Regions from separate parts of the Homo sapiens genome. Here region 2 is linked to region 1. A link is an interaction called in ENCODE POLR2A ChIA-PET data of the cell type or tissue named here. Cell type or tissue: Caco-2. All regions are shown on one strand. Each heading gives the region's core, and the rest is flanking DNA. Links, peaks and the distances in the headings are about the cores only.

Evidence for each region. Peaks named below come from ENCODE experiments on the same cell type or tissue, not always from the same donor. Only the 100,000 strongest peaks of a DNase experiment are listed, where the experiment ranks them.
Region 2: POLR2A ChIA-PET joins it to region 1 with 9 read pairs; 3 of 35 experiments call an interaction of 5 or more read pairs at or near these places.

Annotation. Positions count from the first base shown.
Region 1 is chr1:241,187,958-241,196,303 of GRCh38, forward strand. The region is part of intron 2 of RGS7 (regulator of G protein signaling 7); the gene reads right to left. Among named protein-coding and RNA genes, the nearest start is that of MIR3123, 60 kb to the left of the region's middle. RefSeq lists an enhancer at 3,952-4,246. In Caco-2, for the core only: no CTCF peak of the experiment used is centred there; a DNase peak (open chromatin) is centred at 4,074.
Region 2 is chr1:241,286,162-241,294,507 of GRCh38, forward strand. All of the region lies in intron 2 of RGS7 (regulator of G protein signaling 7), which reads right to left. Among named protein-coding and RNA genes, the nearest start is that of RGS7, 67 kb to the right of the region's middle. In Caco-2, for the core only: no CTCF peak of the experiment used is centred there; no DNase peak of the experiment used is centred there.

The DNA of each region.
Region 1 (8,346 bases), core at 206-8,205:
GATGAAGAGAGGATGGTAAATGGGTACAAACATAAAACTAAATAGAAGGAATAAGTTGTAGTGTCAGCAGAGTAGGGTAATGATAGTTAAAAATAATTTACTGTATATTTCAAAATATCTAGAAGATATTTAATGTTCCCAACACAAAGAAATGATAAATGTTTTGGGAGATGGATATCCAAATTACCATAACTTGATCATTACACATTGTATGCATGCCATCAAAATACCACAGGTACCCCATAAATATATACAATTATTATGTGTCAATAATGAAAAAAAGTTAGAGTTTTATATAACTTCTATTATAGTCCTTTTCTTTTATCCTCACACACACACACACACACACACACACAAAAAGAGACAGACCTTAAACAATTATACAGAAAGTTGTCTACAAGGATGTTAAGAGTAATAACCAATCTACTTTTTAAATAGTTGAGTGGGTTTTCAGAAAAAAAAGTATTCAATAAACAGGAAATATGTGCAAGAATAAAAAGAGAACCTTAATTATAATTATGTATTTCTTTTCAGCAGAGTGTTAAACTCTGGTAATAGAAAAAATATATTTTTTTCTTTTAATCCATGGACATTTTATTTACAAAATCTTATGATCATAGGTTTATTAATGATCCTCAGACGTTTTACTACAAAAAATGCTTGAGATTATAAACCACGACAGAAACAAATAAAACCACCTCATGATAGTCTTGGAACACTAAGAAAAAGTCCTAAGACTAATATTAATTGACTTCTATGGTCAATGGTTCTCTGACATTATTGTGTGACCTTAGGTAGTAAATTAGCCACTCCACAAATTTGTTTACTTATTTAGGAAGAGAAGTAGTAAGAATTCCTTTCCTATTACCACCTCAAATAATTATTGCCAAATTATATGAGGAAATACACACCAAAATACTTTGAAGGCTTCGAAATTCAGCAGAACTTCAAACTATCAACCAAACAATATACGAGTGCTCCAGTTCCTCTACATTCTCACCAACATTTGGTGTTGTCACTTTTGAATTTTTTTTTGAGACAGGGTCTCACTCTGTTGCTCAGGCTGGTGTTCAGTGGTGCAGTCATAGCTCACTGTGGTCTCAAATTCCTGGGCTCAAGCGATCCTCCCACCTCAGCCTCCCAAGTAACTGGGACTCCAGACACATGCCACCACACCTAGCTAATTTTATTTATTTGTTTATTTTTTTGTACAGACAAGAGTCTCGCTACATTGCCCAGGCTGAACTATTTTTATTTTACTGTTCTGATAGGTAGGTATGTAGTGATATATCATTGTGATTTTAATTGTTATTTCCCTAGGTGTTGGACATCTTTTTATGTGCTTATTTGCTATCTGTATAACTTTGGTAAAATGTTTATTTATATCTTTGCCCTTGGTCTAATTGTTTGCATTCTTACTGTTGTGTTAGAAGTTCTATAGTCTATATTCTAGATACTAGTCCTTTGTTAGATATGGGGTTTACCATTATTTTCTTCCGGTCTCTAGCTTGGCTTTTCATCCTTACTTAACAAAGTCTTTCACAGGGCAAAAGGTTTTAATTTTGATAAAGTCCAATTTATTCACTTTTTCTTTTATAAATCATGCTTTCGGTATCAAGTCTTAGAGCTATTTGCCTAGGACTAGATTCTGAATATTTTTTGCTTTTTCTTTACACTTTTTATAAAGTTTTACATTTTACATTTAAGTCCATGCTCCATTTTGAGTTAATATATTTAAAGTTTGTACAAGGTGTGAGACTTGAGGTTCATTTATTTTAGTCTATGGACATTTAATCGCTCTAGTATCATTTGTTGAAAGGTGATGTTTCCTTCATTGAATTGCTTTTGAATCTTTGTCCAAAAAATCAATTGGTCAGGCTGGGCGCGGTGGCTCACGTCTGTAATCCCAGCACTTTGGGAGGCCAAGGCGGGCGGATCACAAGGTCAGGAGATCGAGCCCACGGTGAAACCCCGTCTCTACTAAAAATACAAAAATTTAGCCGGGCGCGGTGGTGGGCACCTGTAGTCCCAGCTACTCGGGAGGCTGAGGCAGGAGAATGGCGTGAACCTGGGAGGCGGAGCTTGCAGTGAGCCGAGATGGCGCCACTGCACTCCAGCCTGGGCGACAGAGCAGACTCCGTCTCAAAAAAAAAAATCAACTGGTCCTATCTGTATGGGTATACTTCCACACCATCTATTGTGTTCCAAACTATCTATTCTGATTGCTAGTGGATTTATGTGTCTGTTCCACTGATAATCTTGATACTATAGTGACATAGTAAGTCTTGAAATGAGGCAGATTTATTTTTATCACATTATTTTTCTTTTCAAAATTGTTTTAGCTATTTTAGTTCCTTTGAATTTTCATATGAATTTTAAAATAATCTCAATATTTATAAAAATTTTGCTCATATTTTGATAAGAATTATGTTAAATCTGTATGTCAGTTTGTGAAGAACTGAGACTTTACTATGTCGAGTTTTCCAATCAGTAAAAATTGCATTTATGTCCATTAATTTACATTTTGTGTGCTTCCTTTGATTAGTACTGTAGTTTTCAGCACACAAGCTCTGTACATTTTGTAAGATTTACACCTAAATATTTACTTTAAAATGTTTCTGATTATTGTAAATGGTGTTATAATTTAAATTTTGATTTTCATGTGTTCATTGCTATGATAAATACAACAGATTTTTGTATGTTTATCTTCTATCTTATGAATTTGCTGAACTTATTTATCAGTTCTGTGGATGTTTTTGTAGATTTTTTTCATTTTCTATATAGACAATTATTCCATCTGAAAATGGTGACTGTTTTTTTTCCTTCCTGGTTTGTATGCCTTCCCCCAGCCCCATCTTATTGCATTAGCAATACCTTCCAGCACTATGTTGAATAAAAGTGGTGGAACCTGTTTCTAATTGAAGGGAAAAAGCTTTCAGGTTCTAGCCATTAAGTGTAATGTTAGCTGTAGTTTTCTTGCAGAGGGGATAGATGTTCTTTATCACGTTGTGAAAATTCTCCGCTATTGCCATTTTTTTTTTTTGCGACGGAGTCTTGCTCTGTCGCCAGGCTGGAGTGCAGTGGTGCGATCTTGGCTCACTGCAACCTCCGCCTCCTGGGTTTATGCCATTCTCCTGCCTCAGCCTCCCAAGTAGCTGGGACTACAGGTGCACGCCACCACATTCAGCTAATTTTTGTATTTTTGGTAGAGATGGGATTTCACCATGTTGGCCAGGATGGTCTCGATCTCTTGACCTTGTGATCCACCCTCCTTAGCCTCCCAAAGGGAGGGATTACAGGAGTGAGCCACCGTGCCCGGCCTCCACTATTGTTATTTTTATGAGAATTTTTTTATCATAAATGAGTATTTAATTTTTTTAAATGCTTTTTCTGAATTAGTTGATATGATCATGTGAGCCTTTTTTTCTTTAGCCTGTTAATACAATTAAACACATTGACTGATTTTCAAACAATGAATCATCCTTGCATTTCTAGAAGAAATCCCACTTTGATTATGATGTATAACTCTTTATATGTTGCTGAATTCTATGTGCTAATATTTTGTTAAAGACATTTTTATTTATATTTAGGAGATACATCGCTCTTTAGTTTCCTTTTTTGAACTGCCTTTGGTTTTGGTTCAAGGTAATACTACTTCATAAAATGATTTGAGAGGTATCTTCTACTCTTTTGTCTGGAAGAGATTGTGAATTGGTGTTAATTTTTCTTTAAGCTTTTGGTTGAATTCTCTGGTGAAATCATCTGGACCTAGATATTTCTTTTTGGGGAGTTTTAGATTATAAATTTAAGTTCCTTAATAGTCATAGGGCCATTCAAATTCTCGATTTCATGTTGGTTTACTTGTAATTTGTTTGGAATTGGCCTGCTTCATCTAAGTTGTCAAATTCATGTGTATAGAGTTGTTCATATGCGGGCAGGGGTGCCTCACTACCATCTAACAGAGATGTAAATTCAGGCTCCTTCCTGGGCTGCCTCTGTTATCACCCAGGTGAGGGTGTTTGGTCTCAACAGAGCCTCACAAAGGTCAAAGTCTACGTTTTCTACTCAGGCTTTGCTAACATGAGCAGAGGCGGGGCCAAACTTCTTTCTGTGGTGTTTGGCTGGAATAGAAAGGTTATTATCTAAAAGCTCCATATCTTGCCAGCCTGGCCCTTTCCTGATCATTTGGCTAGAGAAAACAGGTGTGTGTGTGTGTGTGTGTGTGTGTGTGTGTGTGTGTGTGTGTGTGTTTTGCTTTGATTTTGATTTGGCTTGGTTTTATTTTCTGTCTGCACGTGTGTGTGTGTGTGTGTGTGTGTGTGTGTGTGTTTGGTTTGCTTTGATTTTGATTTGGCTTGGTTTTATTTTCTGTCTGCACCTGTCCGCATTTCCAGGATTCTAGTTCTTTAGCATTAAGAACTCACTGCCATGTGGTTTTTCAGGTCCCAAAGGCCCCAGCTCAAATGTTTCTTTTCTCCACTTTTCAGAGTCCTTTATGTATATTTTATGTATAATGTTCAGAATTTTTACTTAGTGGGATGAAAAGGCAAAGAATGCCTACTTCAGCTTCTAGAAACAGAAGTCATCCAGGATTTAGTTTTAAATGAATTGGTCAAGATGAATTTCTGGTACATAAAATAGGCCTAGTCAAAACATGAATAATTTATCCATGAAACAAATTCCTTTTCGTGACATTTTTCCTTGGTGGGCCAATCTGCTATTCCCCATCAGAAAAGAGCCCAGGTGAGAGAAGAAGAAAATAGAAGAAAACAGAAAATCAGGAGGACTTTCTCTTTCTCACTCCTCACTTCATTCCTGCCTCACTCCCAAGGCAAGTTCAGAGCCCCACAGTACCAAGAGTTCAGGAAAATCCAAGGGCTGAATTCAACATCCATCTAGCCAGTAGAGATATTTTAAAAATCACACATATTATACTGACTTGAAAAAATATTTTCAGCACCTACTTTTTAAGTACTCTTATGCTAAACACAATGGAGAAAATTAAGGTACAAAGGCATAGCCTCTTTCAGAAAATCCATAAAACCTGTATCCAAAGAACTATAATAATGGGCAGGTTCTGAAGAATGACATAGAATGGGCCACACATCTCTAGGATAGGATTTAAAATGTCATTTAAATATAACACAAATGTTTGTATTGGGAACTCTAAATTGTCCTTGTCTACAGCCTTCTTCCTTCCCTTTCTTACAACCTATAAGATCAGACTTAAGTAAACTCCTAAGCTAATTTTGAATCATTTGTCCTCCCTAAGCCCATAATCACATGGCTAAGCCAAGAATTATTCAAACCTAATTCTCCCGCAAGACCTCATCCATTGCTCACTGCTCCTGAAGATGGTCTTGAGTATCCCCCTGGATCTGGGCCTCAGACTGTCTTTGCCACTCTCCTGTGTTACCACATGGAGTTGGTCCCCGCCATGTTTGGTCAGGTCTCTTAGAATGATAACTTCTAACATCATGGATCCTGAAAATTAGCTAATGTGATTTCCAACTACTGTGTCTCATCTAGCTGATATTATCAATCAATTCATCCTGCCTGAATTTATAACACCACATTTGGATATAGTGTTTAGTTGCTTAACATATGTTCAATAAGCATAAATTAAATACATATAGACAAATGGTCTAGAGCAGTCTTCATCATGCTTCTCCGGAAGGATCTAGAGTACTTATACAATTTGAGAAGATTGAGTTTCATACCAAGTAGGGACAGGGTCTGGAAACAGGCAGTACACAAACACTTGAATGTATGTTAAGACTGAGACTTCTGCTACAGAAAGTCAGAGGAAAGAATGTGACTTTCAGGTGAGATCAGCAAAGAAGGATTCCCTCTGCCACAAAATAACACCTTCTTTCCCAGAAACTCAGATTTCCTTTGATATAATTCACTATTAATTTTCACTCTAGGAGATGAAGCATCTGAATGAATGTTCCTGGAATATGCTTGGAACATGGGAATAAATCATGCTAGTTGATATGGAAGACAAACACAACACTCCAGCAATACTCTCTTAGGAATTCCCTCATCACCATTTAAATTGTTGATTTTCTGCTCTTCTGTAGAAATCTCTAGTTCTGGATGAACATAAGCACTGTCTATATTCGTTAGACAGCACAATACATATTAGTCTTTAATTTATTTCACCTACACCAAACCTAAATTTTTTCTTCTTCTAACTTTATGTCCTAATTTTCTTTACTTAATTTTGTCTACATTTTTGTCATCATTTTCTCTTAGATTTTTGTTCAGCTTTCCTTGAAACCCAATAAAAGCAAAAATTATATTGAGAAAAGACAAAATTTCACATCCCATATTCTACAGCTTGCTACCTCTGGGCACCAATGGACATTCAACTGAAATATAATTTTTTAAAGAATTTTATCAGTATAATAGACTCTTGGACTTGAATTATGAAGCCTAACAACTGGTGCTAAATCAGATGAAATTGTGAAGAAATGTCTGCAGTGTAGCTCTAACTAAAAGCTATATTCTAACAAGTCGGCGATGGAGCCTCCAACTTTCTCATGCCTCTGGATGGAATTTATTCCCTAAACTCAGTAAAGCCACTGACTTTCAGAAAATGAATAATCTAAAAAAACTGCAAAGGCAAGGCTTTTGTTCTTTAAAAAAAGAAATGAAGCTAACTTCTGCTTATGGCAATGGAGATCAGTTTATTTTGCACCAATTTCCTACTGAAAATAACTATAAAGGCTGAACAAAATGTCCAAAACCCATCTGTTTGAAGTCATCAGAGAGCCATCAAGGTAAAGAGGGGCTTCAGGGCAAATAATCTGACAGAGGCAAGCCAAGAGATGTTCACCCCCCAAAGCAGTTACTAAAGGCTTGGAGGTTGACAGGAGTATTTAAAAGTCGCACTGAGAAGGACAACACAAATTTGAGTTTAGTGCCTTCCAGGAATGAAAAATCCTTGGATAAAGACTTAGGATATCACTCTGCAATCTACAGGGCTTCACCCTGCAAGTGAGTGTAAACAGAAAATAGAACAAGCCTTATAAAGGTTTAAGAAAAGTTTTAGGTCAGCTCAAGTCCTAAAGGATTAAGGTGATTGGCATCTCACTTAGCTGCCTGGTAGAAGCAAGTTGAAGTCCCACCTGGAGAAAAACATTCACTGAAGCCTCAAAATGCCTTGCAAGTTTTCATCTAAAATGTATGACACTCAATGAAAAATTAATAGCATATTAAATAGATTTGACCAGCGGGGCGTGGTAGCTCACGCCTGTAATGCCAGCACTTTGGAAAGCTCAGGTGGGCGGATCACCTGAGGTCAGGAGTTCGAGACCAGCCTGGCCAATGTGGTGAAACCCCGTCTCTACTAAAAATACAAAAATTAGCTGGGCATGGTGGCGGGCACCTGTAATCCCAGCTACTCAGGAAGCTGAGGCAGAAGAATCACTCGAACCCGGGAGGCAGAGGGTGCAGTGAGCCGAGATCGCGCCATTGCACTCCAGCCTGGGTGAAAAGAGCAAGACTCCATCTAAAATAAATAAATAAATAAATAAATAAAGATTTGACCAGCTAACAAGAGGGAAAGAAAACCAGACAGTGCAAAATTATCCATGAGAAATGCAGTTGTTGTATTTATCTGATAGGACTTAAGATAACAGTGATTAAAATGTTTAAAAGATTAAATAAGGCAATACAATTCAGTGAAGAACAAAAAATTATAAAAACAAAGAAAATATAAATTCTAGAACTGAAATTAAGAACTTTACAGATAGATGTAACAATAAGACATACAGGACTATTGAAAAAATAGTGAATTGGAAGATAGGTCAGAAATAAATATTGAGAACAAAAGAGGGAGAAAAAATTACAGAAAATAAAGAAAAGAGCATGCAAAATTTATGGGACAGGTACAATGAAAAGATCTAATACACATGTAACTGAAATTTCAGTAAGACAATGAAAAGAAAAATGGGGCACAAGCAATATTTGAAAAGATAGTTGCTGAGGATTTTTCCAAACTGATCAAATACTTTATTCAAGAAATGCTATGAGCCTTAAGAAGAAAGAATACAAAGAAAACCACATAGCTAGATGCATCATAGTTAAATTTCTGAAAACCAAAGTCAAAGAGAAATCTTAAAAAAAGAAAGAGATAGAGAAAAAAGTGTATTAACTTCAAAGGGGGGACAATAAGAATGACAGCTAATAGCTGACTTCTTAATTGAAACAATGGAAGCCAGAAGACAGTAGAAAGATATCTTTAGAAAGGGGTGGGGGCAGAGGTCAACCTGTAATTATGTATCAGTATTAAGTGCAATACAAAAATTCACAAAATAAAAGCATTTTCACACAAATAAG
Region 2 (8,346 bases), core at 282-8,281, 98 kb after region 1:
CTTTCAATAAGACTTCACCAATTCTGTAATGTTCTACTACATCAAAAGCCACAGAAGCATTGAGATGGAAAGAGCCTTTAGGGACCATTTTGCTGGTGATAAGAGAACTAAGTGACTTGGACAATGTTACACTGCTTCTTCGTGACAAACCTGAGACTAGAAAACTACTACATATGACATCCTACACACTGACTCCCTTCTTCAGCTCTGTCTGATAAAGGGATGAGAGATCGTTTCTTATTATTACACATACACGCCACTTCCGTTCCTTCCATCTAAACCTAGTTCAGAAACACCGCTAAGAATTCCCACCCCCAAAAAAATGGGGATGGGGGAAGAGAAGGAAGTGAACAGTGGTGTCATCCCACCAACAAGCCTGACTGCACAAACTATCTGCCTGTTCCATAACAAAGAGATTATATCAAACCTACCTCCCCAGGAATCAGTCTGATTCAACCTCGGAACTCCTCCTTCTCCTTTCCATTTGGCCCAAACTAGGGTTTTTCTCTCAGGTCTTTTGGGCTTTCTGAACAAGTGCCAGCACCCTGTGGCTTGCTGCTGCCAGCCCAACTATAGTAATTTTCCAGAAGTCTCTGGTTATGCCACACTGCTCAAGGAAGAGGAATATCATTAAAGTGACTTCACAGCCCCATAAACATGCCACTTGCAGCCCTCTTATTCTGTCTGGTGGCCTACACCACACACTACAATCAACAAGGGACATCTAGATTTCAGGGCCAAATCCCTGCAAAGACTCTGTCTGAACATACTTTTGTGAAAGCCTGCAGAATATAGATTTCTGTGTGTCATAAGGAAATAATCGGTCCTTAAATCTCAAAGTACAACTAGCTGCAGTATTTAAAAAGCCCATGGACAATGACAAATATAGACATCACAAAATTATTCTAAACTGATCAATGCTGAGAAAAGTCATGATGTGTCAGGAGTCTCAGCTCCAAAGGCAGTCTGCCCTTTAACATAATGAACTTCAGTAAAAGTAGAAACCATTTCTGAGGGTGTAATTGACAAGTGGCAATGAGGTCATCAGTAGAGTTTATGACATTTAAATCCCTGTGATATGGTTTGGCTGTGTCCCCACCCAAATCTCATCTTGAATTGTAGCTCCCATAATTCCCATGTGTTGTGGGAGGGACCCAGTGGGAGGTGATTGAATCATGGAGGCGGGTCTTTCCTGTGCTGTTCTTGTGATAGTGAATAAGTCTCACGAGATCTGATGGTTTTATAAAGCGGAGTTCCCCTACACAAGCTCTCTCTTGCCTGCTGTCACTTAAGACGTGACTTTGCTCCTCCTTTGTCTTCTGCCATGATTATGAGGCTTCCCCAGCCATGTGGAACTGTGAGTCAATTAAACCTCTTTCCTTTATAAATTACCCAGCCTCAGGTATGTCTTTATTAGCAGTGTGAAAACAGACTAACACGCCCTGGATCTACTTTTCCCGGTTTTATTTTTTTGTAACCCACAAGCTGTCCTGCCTCGTGTAATGGTCTTAGGCAAAGGAAGACCTCTCTGGTTATCCTTAATTCTATAGATACCTACTTCACACACACACATTCAAACACACACATACACACACACACACACGACAGAGGGACTTCTAAGTAAATATCATATACATTATGAGGAATCAAGATCTTGCCCTTTTCTAAAGCAAATAACTGTCAGGCTTGGGCAAATGCAGGGGCCATATTTTCTAATGAAAAAATAAAAATATATGACACTGGACAAATTATTGAAAATGGAGGTATACATTATAACTTCCCTTACTTTAGCTTGCTGACAGGTAACCTTGGGCTCTGCCACAAAGTAATTTTCCCATCTGGACTAACTGGGGATCAGACAGAAGATTCTTTTTCTTTCAAGGTGTCCTAGAAAATTGGGGACACCTTGTAGCAAATCAATTAACATTTTATTTGATGTAGAACCTTACGACAAATAGTGAGAATTTCCACAACACAAAAATTGTGAAGTTTTTGGCAATGCATAAGAAATGAACATTGGCAGATATGTTTCACGTGGCCAAGAACTTGATGTTTCATCAGCCATGAGGCTGGTAGTGTCTCTATTTTACACACGTGAAACATGGGCTAAGTGAGGTAAAGCAAGTTGCCTGAGATCACGTGGCTTGTGATGAGAAGATTCAGGATTCGACTCCAGCTCTGTGCTACTCCAGAGCTTCCGTTCTTTCTCACATATCTAGTTCAGGCTCCTTCATCTCCGAGTGGGTATGGAGACCAAGTATGCCTGTTATTGTTCCTCAGAGAAGGATTTCTGGAGGACATGAGTAGTCTGAAGAGTTCAGCAAGTCCTCCAAGTTCCACCCAAATCTGATAAATGTGCTGAAGTACGGGGCGCTGTTACTATACAACATGGTGAGTAAAGGGAACCTTCTCTCTGATCCCCAGACACCCCAGATGGAAAAAGGTGCTTTGCTGCAGAGCCCACGGTTATCTGTCTGGAAGCAAAAGTAAGGGAGGCCACAAGGTCTACTTCCATTTTCAAACTGAGGGCGCCTAACAATTGCAATCCTGTAAAGAAATAAATTCATTTCTGGAAAGTTGGAAATTGTCTTCATCGTGCCCTGCCCAAAGCCTCTGGTCAAGAAATTGAGGACTTGCAGAATAGGACTCCTCCTCAAACTCAAGCTTTTGTGTTCCATGTTCAATGAGAGATTCTGGCCACAGAAATGTTCCCTACCTGCTCCAGCAGGAACTAAGCCTTCCTGGAACATGATTATCACAAGGATCCCTCCCAGTGACCACATTTTCTGACATCAGCCTAAACCAAAACGACTCGCCTGCTCAGTGATTATATAAATCCATTCAGTCTCTGCAAATGCCCAGGCTTTTGTTACCACTACTGCTGTTTTGGCTGTACAAGGCTTAAAATGCAAAGTAAGTCACGATACTAACCTTTGCCTCCAGTAAGGAATGCTCTTCTTGGAGCAGCCCCCATACCTGGGACAATGCAAGTCAGCCTTTCAATGAGATGCTTAGCACACAAGCCTTCTGTGATCCAGCTCCTGCCTCTCCATCATGCCTCAGTGTCCAACACTCTCTCTTCTTCAGTCAATTCAAACTATTTGTAGGTCCCTAAGCACAGTTTCCCCTCTTTCTGCCCTGCAGACCTGCTTTATCTAGCAAATGCCCACTCATTATTCAAATTTAGTGCAATTATCCAGTCATCTGGGAAACTCCCCTTGATCCACAACCTTGATTTAGTGGTCTCCCCTTTGTGCTCCCTGAATAGCATGTCCATGCTTCTCCGATAGTGCTCACCACATTTTATAGTAACAGCTGATGTATCTACTTGTGTGCCCCAACCAAAAATCAGGTTCTACATATCTTGAGGAAGTTTTCTCATTCAATTTTGTATGAGAATTTACGGAACTTCCAATTCTATAACATAGTTGTTAAATAAATGCTTAACGAAAAGGTACACTTGGTTCACTCACCAAACAAATATTTACAAAGGAACTACAAGGTATATTTAGAAAGCACATGAGTTCCTGAGCACTGATCCTAAGTTGAAGAAACCCTCCTCACCTCAATCTCTTGGGCACATGAGAGGTCTCCTCACAGACTCTCAAACAATTGGTGCTTGAAGAGAGGTGGGAAGTGGTACGAGGGAAGATGGAGGGAGAGCATGACTGCCTGCTGCTACCTGAGTGAGAAGAGGAAAGATGGAGATGAGGGCAAGCAGAAGCATGTGGTCCACAGCATCACCTAGTGCCTAGTGCGGAAGAGGAAAGTCTTGGTTCCATCACTCATTCTAGCTTAGAGTGAATCTTCTGTTGCAAACTTTCTTATTGCTCTAAGACAGAGATCATCAGAATTGAGGCAAAGGCTAAAGCAGTACTACACTTTCTATGTCAGTATTTTTATATACTGGTTAGTGGTATACATGCATGCAAATCTCCCTTTAAATTCAAATGTCATGTTAGAAAGTAGGGTTTATATGTACAGGTGTTTGTAAATGAGAAGTTTGTAATTTAGGGAGTACATATTTAATAGTGCCTCACCCAGAACTGCTATAGGCAAGATGATCAGGAGGAAAAACAGCAGCAGCTGATGCCAAAATGTGTGATTCAGATGATTTGGAAATTAAGAGACATTCCAAAGAACGTGTGCATATTTCCTTCAGACATAGTCTACTAGCTAACAGATTGAATTTTTAAAATATATGAATAACTTTTCTGACAAAAGCTTACCAAAATACAGCAATGACTTAGAAATTTAGCATGGTTATATGTGATCCGTTTATCTCTCCCATCATCCCACTATCTCAGAGTACAAAATAAAAATCATTCGTTTCATTTTTCTTTATGCTAAGTAGAAAGGAAATTGTGTCCTGTTCTCATTTCAAGTTAGGTTGCTTCTTGATTAAATAAGAGAATGAACTCGCCTAGAATAATAAATGATCCTCTCAACTGCACGTTAACTGAACACTCTAGCATAAATTAACAAAGCAGAGAGATCAGGTGGAAGTATAGCTAAAAGACTAAAATTAGTTTGGCATGGGTTTGGATATTAGTTTTGTCACTCTGTAGCTATGTAAGTTTGGACAAATTACCATAAACTCTCCAAATCTCAATTTTCTCAACTGTCAACAGAGTTGACAGCAAATATCTCATGAAATGGCGAGACAGATTTCAAACTTGTCATTTACAAACACCTGTAAATACGAACTCTACTTTTTAATATGGCATTACAACTTACAAGATTTGTATGTATGTATGCAATTAACCATGATACAATGGCAGCATAAAATGGCACCGGTAAAGTGTCAGGCACACAGCCTATTGCAGAGTGAACACTCACATTTTGTTTCCACGTGCCCCACCTCTTTTCTTGATTTAAAGGATTTCTACTGGGCAAATGATAAGAGAAACAAGACACTTTTCTGTCCTTAAGGAACTTAGACTGGTAAAGAGGATAAAATAAACACAGACAAAGCCAGGCAGGATATACATTTTGAGAGCAGAATGAATCCAGGTGATATAAGAACACAAAGGAGGAAGACCATGTGCCAAGTTCCCTGAGGACATCAGGATCAACTTCATGAAGAGACCATTTTAAATGGGTCTCAGAGAATTGGTAGGGACCTTGTCAATGTGTGGTTTTTATTTCCTAAGTAAGACTCACAGTTACAATACACATGTAAACACAGGAGAAGACAGAAGTTAAGGCAGATGATACTCTGGTTTAAAAATCCTTAGAGGAATTTTCACTGGTCACCAACTTTTAGAGCTACATTGAGGATGACAACTAGGGTGGAAAACAGTATATTGTCCAGATATACTATTAATATAAAATGGGGCAATGTTGCCTACTGAAGGGAAGGTAGGGGCAAGCCTTATCTTTCCCTTTCTGGCTCAGAGAATTCCCAGCTTTTTTTTTTTTTTTTTGCTTTTTTGAGATGGAGTTTTGCTCTTGTTGCCCAGGCTGGAGTGCAGTGGCATGATCTCGGCTCACTGAAACCTCTGTGTCCCAGGTTCAAGTGATTCTCCTGCCTCAGCCTCCCGAGTAGCTGAGACTACAGGTGCCTGCCACCACGCCCGGCTTTTTGTATTTTTTGTAGAGACAGGGTTTTGCCATGTTGGGCAGGCTGGTCTCGAACTCCTGACCTCAGGTGATCCACCCGCCTCAGCCTCAAAGTGCTGGGATTACAGGCGTGAGCCACCATGCCCAGCCAGAATTCCCAACATTTTAACCAAAGCACTAGGAGCTTTCCATCTGTAGTACAATCACCGAACAAGCCAGAAACTGTGTCATGGCCTCTTTAATCCATACTATTCCTTCTACAGAGACTAATTCCCTTAAAAACTAAGAGACAGATGCAGCCTTAGCCTCGGCCTACACAGGGTCCAGATCATCCATATCACTGTTTCCACCTCCATGTCTTGTCCTACTGGAAGGTCTTCAGAGGCGGTAATATGCATGGAGCTGTCGTCTCCTGTGACAACAATACCTTCTTCTGGAATACCTCCTGAAGGACCTTCCTGACGCTGTTTTATAACTAACTTATTACATACTTCTACTTACATAAGTAAAAATACACTCTAAATAATGATAAAAACTATAGTATAGTAAATACATAAACCAGTAACATAGTCATTATCATTATTAAGTATTATGTACTGTATGTAATTGTATGTGCTACACTTTTATTCAACTAGCAGCTTAGTGCAAAATAAAAAGAGAGGACTCAAAGGGGATCATTTAGGAAATAAACTACTCCCGGGAAAGGGACACAATCTCAACAAGCAATAGGGCGGCTTGTGTAGTGTAGTGGGCTTTGGAGAAGATCCCTGGTAGCAGTGGAGATTGGGAGTTGTGGTTTTCACGTACTTAGTCATTTAGTCAACCAGAGAGACAAATAGTTGGGATAAAAGAGGATCTCATAAATCCAACAGAAGAGTACAGAACACAGAGCTTAGGCTGTTCACAGCACCACCTCCTAGGAAAACACTGTGAGCACTCAGGTTAACAGTAGGTAGATCTGTGCACAAGCCATTTACTCTACTATGGCCAAGCAGCCTAATCTGTCGTGAACATTCCTCTTCCCCCCAAAAATAAAGAGGAAATAAAGAGAAGGGAGAAAGGGAGGGAAGAAGGAAACCATGAGTCTTAAAAAGATAGCACAGAAACAATTATTCTGAAAATGTAGAGGAAAAGTATAGCTCTTTAAAATTATTTACGACACAAATCAGAAGAGTTCAAATAAATTACAATGCATTCATATATTTTGCAGATGTTCACTCATGTTCTCAAATACCATTAAACGCATCAGAAAATTTGTAGAATGTAATATGAAGTGAAAAGAGCTGGGTGCAAAAGCTGTATATATCAACTTTACAAAACTTTGCACATGCGGTACATATAAAGTCATCAATTGCTTAACAACATTTCAGTCAACGGTGGACTGCAGATATGACAATGGTTTCATGAGATTATAATGGAGCTGAAAATTTCCTATCGCCTAGCAACACTGTAGCAGTCATAAAGTTGTAGCACAATGCATTACTCATTGTTGTAAACAAACACACTAAGCTGCTAGTTGAAAAAGTGTAGCACATACAATTACATACAGTACATAATACTTACTAATGATAATGACTATGTTACTGGTTTATGTATTTACTATACTATACTTTTTATCATTATTTAGAGTGTATTTTTACTTACGTAAGTAGAAGTATATAATAAGTTAATTATAAAACAGCTTCGGGAAGTTCCTTCAGGAGGTATTCCAGAAGGCATTGTTGTCATAGGAGATGACAGCTCCATGCCTATTACTGCCTCTGAAGACCTTTGTGGAGGTGGAAACAGTGATATGGATGATCCTGACCCTGTGTACGCTGAGGCTAAGGCTGCATTTGTGTCTTAGTTTTTAATAAAAAAAGTTTTTAAAGTAAAAAAAATTAAAGCACAAAAAGGCTTATAGAATAAGAATATAAAAAAGAAAATATTTTTGTAAAGAAGAGTCAAAAAGTTAAGAAATTTAAAAATGCTCATCATCACTGGTCATTAGAGAAATGCACATCAAAACCACAATGAGACACCGTCTCACACCAGTTAGAATGGCCATCATTAAAAAGTCTGGTAACAACAGATGCTGGCAAGGCTGTGGAGAAATAGGAACACGTTTACAGTGTTGGTGGGAGTGTAAATTAGTTCAACCATTGTGGAAGACAGTGTGGCGATTCCTCAAGGATCTAGAACCAGAAATACCATTTGACCCAGCAATCCCATTGCTGGATATATACCTAAAGGATATAAATCATTCTACTATAAAGACACATGCACTTGTATGTTTATTGCAGCACTATTTACCATAGCAAACACTTGGAAGCAACCCAAATCCCCATCGGTGATAGACTGGATAAAGAAAATGTGGCACATACACACCATGGAATACTATGCAGACATAAAAAAGAATGAGTTCATGTCCTTTGCTGGGACACGGATGAAGCTGGAAGCCATCATTCTCAGCAAACTACCACAGGAACAGAAAACCAAACACCACATGTTCTCACTCATAAGTAGGAGTTGAACAATGAGAACACATGGACACAGGGAGGGGAACATCACACACTGGGACCTGTCGGGGGTGGGGGGCAAGAACAAATACCTAATGCATGGGGGCTTAAAACCTAGACGATGGGTTGACAGGTGCAGCAAACCACCATGGCACATGTATACTTATGTAACAAACCTGCACATTCTGCACATGTATCCCAGAACTTAAAGTAAAATAAAACATACAATAAAATAATTTTAAAAAATGTAAAAGTCAAAAGCTACAGTAAGCTAAGGTTAATTTAT